Linked DNA regions of Homo sapiens: region 1 is linked to region 2. The links are chromatin contacts, found by Hi-C or POLR2A ChIA-PET in ENCODE. All regions are on one chromosome and are shown on one strand. Each heading gives the region's core, a stretch centred on a gene start or an enhancer-like site at or near the end of the contact. The rest is flanking DNA. Distances are from core to core; before and after follow the strand shown. Region 1 overlaps PTPRG (protein tyrosine phosphatase receptor type G). Region 2 overlaps PTPRG (protein tyrosine phosphatase receptor type G).

Region 1 (4,079 bases), core at 30-2,529, 180 kb after region 2:
ACTCTTAAAGGATGTATCTTTCAAACATTTCTTTGGTGCTGGTCAGGTCACTTACTACTGGGCTAATAGGAGTGGTGGTTTCCTCCTTGTTAAAGTTGTCTGTTACCTGAGAGTATTTGGGACTGATAGAGAAGCTGGTGGTGGGGGTGTTATTTGCAGAGAAAGCAGCTGGCACTAAGTTTACAGGCTAATTAGAAATGGTCACGCCTCTAATCCCAGCACTGTGAGAGGCTGAGGTGGGCAGATCACTTGAGGTCAGGAGTTCAAGACCAGTCTGGTCAACATGGCAAAACCCCGTCTCTACTAAAAATGCAAAAATCAGCTGGGTGTAGTGGTGCGTGCCTGTAATCCCAGCTACTGGGAGCTGAGGCGAAAGAATTGCTTGAACCTGGAAGGTGGAGGCTGCAGTGAGCCAAGATTGTGCCACTTCACTCCAGCCCGGGCAACAGAGCAAGACTCTGTGTCAAAAAAAAAAAAAAAAAAAAAAAAAAAAAAAAAGGTCAGCTTTTATCTTATCTGGTGCTGGAGGAGTTGGAAACTATTTAAAAGAGTAACCAAATTTAATCTGAAAAAGATGGTTTACTCTGTTGGCAGCTGAGAAATAAAAAGACTGGAGTAAAAATTGGAAAGAGTTCATTAGTAATAACAAAACATTTATTTTTGGGATCCATGCTATGGTTTTTGACAGTCATCTCTTATTTATTTTCATTTTTCTAACAGCTCTTAGGGTGAAGAACAGTCATTAATTCCCCTTTACAGATAATAGAGACTTACTAAAGGTAATCGCCTAACTTAATGTCACCCAGATATTAGATATTAAGTGTCAAAACTGTGATTTCAACTTGGGCTTTATGGCTCCAGCAATGAGGCTCTTAAAACATGGTCACAAAGAAAACCTTCTTCCTTGGGATGAATCAGATTTGAGAAGATCAAGGGAGTAACAGCTACCTTTGCCCTTGGAGATCAGATCCACTTAGTAGCTCTAAGTTATTAATCTTGCTTTTATTTTTTTTTTTAATTGTATGTTAGCGATCCTTTTGTTAAATGCAATGCTAGCATCCCTCTCTGTCAGGAGTTTGAATCTCAGCACCATTGATATTTGGGGCCCCATAAGTCTTTGTTGTAGGAGGGTATCTTGTACATTGTGGAATGGTTAGCAGTATCTCTGGGCCCTCTGCCCCCATAGCTGTGACAACCAGTGTCTCCAGATGGACGTCGTTAAACATCCCCTAGGGGCAGAATGGATCCCTGATGAGAATCACTCCTCAGCAGGAAGAAGACAGCAGTAAATTATAAACAGGTAAGTGTTCTAACAGGGCTTCTGAAACTCATGCGTATGAGTCACTTCATAGCTTGTCACAGTGGTTTTTTCAAGCATTACTCTGACTTAGTTGGTCTGGCTGGGAGCCAAGGGATCTGGAAAGTGATTGATGCAGGGTGTTTCTTGGACCGTACTTTTAGGGGAAGTAGCCACAAAGAGCTGAACCTCACACCCTTTCATGTAAACTTCCTGCTTAGCAACAGAATAGAGTACCTTCATGGTTATTAAAATGCTTTTCTCCTTGTCTTTTTATTTTTTCTTAGATCTGCTGGCCTATCTTGCTAGTGATTAAGTTTACAGTTCAGCTAATCATTTGCTCCAGGTTTCCGAGCTTGTAAAATCGCATGCTGTGCATATAAATGTATAGGATTTTGACCTTAGAAACTGAGGAGCAATTATCCACATGTCTTAAGACAGAGTAGGCCACCTTTTGACTTTGAAAGTATCACCAGGAGGGCATTTTATTTTTGAAAGTCAAGTTTTGTGTTTCGAAATATGTTTGTTGGGCTTCTTGGTAGCAGTTTAAGTTTTATTGTGATTAGGGGCTGAAACAAGTGATAAAAAATGAAGTTTCCTATTTAGTGATGTGATGTCACCTGTTGCTGCAGATGAGAGTTGGTTCTCTTTAAAAATTTGAAAGTGATACCATTTATATTTCAGGATTCTCACCATGTAATTTCTCTCTTCTGGCTATCAACCTGCACTTTTTAAATTTAAATTTTTATTCAGATTGTAGGTTCACATACAGTTGTAAAAAATAATACAGAGATATCACTTATATACTTTGCCTAGTTTCCCCAAAGGTAGCATTCTGGTAAAACTATGGTATATCACAGGATATTGATATGGATATAGTCCACTGATCTTCTTCAGATTTCCTGATTTTAATTTATACTTATTATGTGCATTATGTAGGTGTGTGCATGTGTGTATAAATTCTATATAATTTTGTCATTTGCGTAGGTTCATGTATCCACTATCCCAGTCAAGATACTGAACAGTTCCAATACCATAAGGATCCCTCATGTTTCCCTTTTATAACCACGCCTACCTCCTCCCTCCTCCCATCTCTAACTCCTAGAAACCTCTAATCTGTCTTCATTTCTAAAGCTTTTGTCACTTCAAAAATGTTACATAAGTGGAATCATACAATATTTAATCTTTGCAGATTGCTTTTCTTTCACTTGGAATAATTCTCGGGAACTCATCCATTTTGTGTATATCAGTGTTTGTTCTGTTTTATTGTTGAGTAATATGCCAAGGTGTAGATGTGCCACAGTTTAACCTTTCACTTATTGAAGGATATCTGGACTGATTCCAGTTTTTGGCTATTACAGATAAAGCTGCTGGGAACATGTGTGTACAGGTTTTTCTATGAACCTACATTTTCTATTTCTCTGGAATTAATAACCAAGAGTCCAATTGCTGGGTTGTGTGGTAGTTACGTATGCAGTTTTATGAGAAATTGGCAAATGGTTTTCCAGAGTGGCTGTACCATTTTGCATTCCTGTAGCAACATATCTCTGCAGCCTTGGCAATTTTTGACATTACAATTTGATATTGATATTGATACTGATTTTTAATTTTTTACTTTAGCCTTTTGGATCACCAATGTAGTGATATCTCATTGTAGTTTGAATCTGCATTTACCTAATGGGTAATGATGTTGAACAACTTTTCCCATGCTTATTTGCTATCTGTATGTCGTCTTTGGTGAACTATTCGTGTCTTCTGCCGATTCTCTTTTCTAATTGTATTTTTTTCCTTCTTACTATTAAATTTTGAGAGGTTTTTTTTTTAATATATTCTGAATACTAGTCCTTTGTTGAATTTGTGGTGTGCAAGTATTTTTCCCAGTCTGTAACTTGTGTGTTTATCCTGTGTTATTTTGTCTTTATGAGCTTTCTTGGCAGAAAAGTTTTTAGTTTTTATTAGGCTCAGTTTATCAAATTTTCCTTTTATAGATCATGCTCTTAGTGTTCAGGTCTAAGAACACTAAGAATGTAGGGCTTAGCCCTACGTTACCAAGATTCTCTCCTATGTTTTTCTGAAAATTTTATAGTTTTACAATTGAAATTTAAATAGATGATCCATTTTGAGTTAATGTTTGTATGAGGTGTGAGGTTTAGGCTGATCTTCTCTTTTTTTTTGCCTAAGGTTTTCCAGTTACTTTGGCACCATCTGTTGAAAAGGGTATTCTTCCATTAATTTTATATCTTCATCAAAAATGAGTTGAGCATATTTGTTTGAGTCTATTTCTGGGTTCTCTCTTCTGTTCCATTGATTGATGTCCCTATCTCTCCACCAATATCACACTGTCGTGATTACTATAGCTGTACAGTAAGTCAATATCAGGTAGAAAGATTCTTCTCTCTCGATTGTTCTGTCAAGATTTTTGTAGCCATTCTAGGGCCTGTGCTATTCTATAGAAGTTTTATAGTCTTGTGGATGTCTGCAAAAACTTTCCTGGGATTTTAATAGGAATTGTATTAATAGTATAGATCAGTTTGGGGAGAACTGGCATTTTTACTACTTTGAGTCTAGGAACACACTGTATCTCTCCATTTATTTAGGTTTTTGATTTGTTTTCAATATCACATTGTAATTTTTAGCATACAGATACTGTACATGTTTTGTGTATACCTACATATTTTCTCTAGAGTACAGTTATAAATGGTATTTTTGTTCCATTTATTCCTTTTTTAGTATATAGAAATGTGATGGACTTTTCAGGTTGATCTTTTATTCTGTAACCTTA
Region 2 (3,904 bases), core at 425-2,924:
CTGGCGACAGAGCCAGACCCTGTCTTTAAAAATAAAAATAAAAATAAATACCAAAAGATTTGTGTTTTATTGTAGGTATTAGAACATATTAAGCTACTGTTTCACCCAGACATATAGCTTTGTAAAAACTAAGACTCGACTGGGTATGGTGGCTCACACCTATAATCCCAGCACTTTGGAGGCCAAGGTGGGTGGATCACTTGAGGTCAGGAGATTGAGACCAGCCTGGCCAACATGGTGAAACCCTGTCTCTACTAAAAATAAAAAAATTAGCCGGGCATGGTGGTGCGGGCACCTGTAGTCCCAGCTACTTGGGAGGCTGAGGCAGGAGAGTTGCTTGACTGGGTGGTGGAGGTTGCAGGGAGCCAAGATCATGCCACTGCACTGTAGCATGGGTGACTGAGCAAGACCCTGTCTAAAACAAAACAAAACAAAACAAAAAAACAAAAACCAAAAAAAAAAAAAAAACGCAGACTCAGAGAACCAAGACAGATTTGGAAACTTCATTCAGGGAAGAATTTGTTAGATCATTGACATTGCTTTAGTTTTAAAAATTCATTTTATATTCTTAGCTAATTTTCATTTTAACAAGCTGTGATGGTCCATAGAAATGAATGGAAAAATGCCAGGTTGATTGAAACTGTATGCTGGAGAAGGTGTGGATCCACTTTAACACATACTTGGCTTCAGCGGGTTAAAAGACTACACAATCATGTGACATTGTGACATTGTGATGTGACCATCCGTTAGTTTTAAAATCTGAGACTGTTTTATATTAGTTATGGGAGTGAGCAGAAAGCACAGAAGGAGGTTTTTGCCTGTGTCTCTGTTGCTTTGAAACAAAATCAGGAAAAACCGTATCTCCAAAAGCAGCCTGTGTGCCATCTTCTGTGCTACTGTAACTTAGTAACTTTTTTAAAGCAATTAGAAACCAGGGACTTGAAGTGGCCCAGAGACTCATAAGACAGGCTGATGATTTCGCTGGATAGAATTGGACTTTGCAGAAAGGTTTTGATAACCTTTTTGGCCTGGTGCCCTGCCCTCATCTAGTCCTTTCCCATTTGTAATAGAAGCATGAAGTTCAATGCTATTGACTTCCCAGGAGTCATTGAATTGCCACACACACAGTGAATTTGGAGTTTGGTTCTTAAGTTGAAAGGGGATAAACAATCGACATTGAATTTGTACCTCTTATAGCTTTGTTGACTTAATGGATTGTCCCCAACAATCCATCAAGAATGGTACATATACCAGCCATCACCTGGCTCACTAAAAGCCAGTAGAAATTCCCAAACCTCATTTTAGGCAAGGATTTCCACTTCTCCTCTTGTAAAAGCTTTCCCAAACAGCAAGGATTCCAGACATGAGACATTGTATTGCTTTGCCTGCTGTGAAACTGTACGATCTTACAATGGAGAGAGAAGAATGGCAATTGGATATGAATTGTAGAAATTTGGGAGAAGGAATTTGTTCGTTGACTTGTATTTTCTATGAAGATGTAATCGAGGAAAGGCCCTGGGCTTAATTTTTTTAATTAACAGAGAAGACTGCAGGTGTTCTCAAGTATTTATCAAGCCCCTGCGCCTTGGGCCTCTAACTGGGAGTTGTGGGGATGACTGGTGTCGAGGTCTTTTCTTGCTAAAGTGTGTGGGGAGTGCATACTCAGGGGATGTGCCCCTCCTCTCTGTCCTTTGTAGTGACTCTTGGCTCTCCCGGGTCTCCCCACTGCCAGTTTTCCTCTGTGATACAGCCTTCGGTGGTGTCTTTGTCAGCAGGCTTGGCAGTGGCAGAGAAAGGGAACAGGGAGAAGGTGGAATAAACCTAACTGGTGGCTGGCCCTTTCCTATTATGGTTCCTTACCCTCCCTTTTCCGTTTTCTCAATCCTTCATCCTGTTTCTTCCTCCCAGAAGTTATGTTAATCAATTCTGAAGTCTCTCTGAATTGAGGCCATGTGTGGTTGGGGTTTGGAAAAGCAGGGCTTACAGTTAGGTTGAGTCTGATCATCACTCACTCACTCTGCTCTAGCGACCCTGGACTTCTTGCTGTTCCTCACACTTCCCAGACACCCTTGTGCCTCACTGTTTTGTAATTGCTCTCCCCTTTCCTGGAACGTTCTTTTCTGAGACCCAACTTGCTCTTGACTGCTTCTGTGAGTCTTTGCTCAAATGTCACATTTTCCTAAGGCCTTTGCTGGCCGCTCTTGCTCACTTTACAGTGCAGTCCTGACTTGTCCTATGTCCTCTCCCTACTTTTTTTCTCCTGGGCACCATTTGTCATTCTATATGTTTTACTTTATCTTGTTCATTATTTATCCCTCCTCCGTCCTGCTTAGGGGGTAAACACCATGATGACAAGGGAATTTTTTTTTTTTTTGAGACACATTCTTGTTCTGTCCCCCAGGCTGGAGCTGGAGTGCAGTGGCAGGATCTTGGCTCACCACTGCCTCCACCTCCTGGGTTCAAGCAATTCTCCTGCCTCAGCCTCCCGAGTAGCTGGGATTACAGGCATGCACCACCACGTCCAGCTAATTTTTGTATTTTTAGGAGAGGTGGGGTTTCACCATGTTGACCAGTCTGCTTTTGAATTCCTGACTTCAAGTGATCCACCTGCCTCGGCCTCCCAAAGTGTGGGGATTACAGGTGTGAGCCACCACTCCCGGCCAACGGGAATTTTTAAACTCGTATTTAATTGTAACATGCATGTGGAAAAATGCATGCATTATAGTGAACCGCTCAATGAATAATCACAATATCTGAACACAGCCATGTAACCAACTCCCAGATGAAAAAACAGTATCACTCCCGAAGGTCTCCCCATGCTCCCCTCTTCCCACTTCAAGGGCTACTACCGTCCTGACTTCTGATATCATAGATGAGGTTTGGATGGCAAGAACTTCTGTCAGTTTATTTCACTGCTGTATGTGCAGGATATGGCAGGTGCAAAGTACACATTGATTGAGTACATTAAAATAATACTGGAAGAGAGACCTGTATTTCTGATGTAGCTAGATTTCTAAAGCTGACCTCCATTGATGGATTAATCCCCGCCAATGGAAAATGCAGTTAGAGGCTTTAGAAATATTATCCAGTGGCAAAACACTGGCCATTATAACTTAGACGATTAGATTTGTCACTTGTTTCTGCTGCGTTGGCCTTGATTATGTAAGTATTTTAGCTGTGATGTCTTTAAGTCCACTCTTCTTGCTTGTAATTTTAATTTATTGTCTGTTCTATTTGCTGGCACTTAATCAGACATCTCTCTGGTGATTGTCTTACAGGATTATTTAACTTCTTCTTGCCTTTCAACTGCATTGTAAATTTAACCAAGCATAATAAATTTGCACCAAATTTTACCCTTCAGTGTTGATTCTTCCCTAGCTGGAATTACTGTACATTTCTGTTTCTGGTCACTGGCCACTCTCTGGTACTACTTGAGAATTGATTACTGTTCCAGGTGGGTGACTACATTAGAATTGCAACCTGAACTATTTTAGCGCTTTAAGTAATATAGTATCATCAGTTTTGATTGTGCTGTTAACCATTTGATATTTGATGATGAGTTCAAGGATACAGTGGCTTCCTAGAAGTTTGGGTTACAGGTGCCTCCAGTAGAGATGTTTACAAACTCAAAGATGTACCATTCACTACAGAGACACTATGCAATTGAGTACAGTTATTGGGCCTTTATCCTGGAAGATGGTAGAGATGTGTCTAGAGAAGGGAGTACCTTTTCTAACTTGCACAAAGTCACATCAGCCAACTGATGGGGTTTGACCATCTGTAAGATGGAATATTATACAATAATTTAACAAGAAGAACATTATATTTTTGGATTAGCTTTGTGTCCTGTTTTTCATATTTAACACCATGTCCTGCATATTTTCCTAAGTCAAAAAGTTCCTGG

The links. A loop is a pair of places that touch in the nucleus more often than their neighbours do. ChIA-PET counts read pairs that join two places held with the same protein, here RNA polymerase II (POLR2A). Pooled maps may share reads with other maps.
Region 1: a map with no recorded cell type shows a loop between it and region 2 (2.2-fold over the local background). The contact joins two enhancer-like sites. A Hi-C loop is called at or near these places in 10 of 37 single-sample maps with no recorded cell type and 5 of 50 pooled maps. POLR2A ChIA-PET finds 5 or more read pairs at or near these places in 1 of 52 experiments (GM12878).

What each region holds. Positions count from the first base shown.
Region 1 is chr3:61,893,837-61,897,915 of GRCh38, forward strand. The region is part of intron 2 of PTPRG (protein tyrosine phosphatase receptor type G); the gene reads left to right. Among named protein-coding and RNA genes, the nearest start is that of PTPRG, 330 kb to the left of the region's middle. Within about 2 kb of position 1,280, at least 16 of the 41 ENCODE cell types and tissues checked have a DNase peak (open chromatin) inside an H3K27ac peak, as active enhancers do.
Region 2 is chr3:61,717,762-61,721,665 of GRCh38, forward strand. The region is part of intron 1 of PTPRG (protein tyrosine phosphatase receptor type G); the gene reads left to right. Among named protein-coding and RNA genes, the nearest start is that of PTPRG, 160 kb to the left of the region's middle. Within about 2 kb of position 1,675, at least 2 of the 41 ENCODE cell types and tissues checked have a DNase peak (open chromatin) inside an H3K27ac peak, as active enhancers do.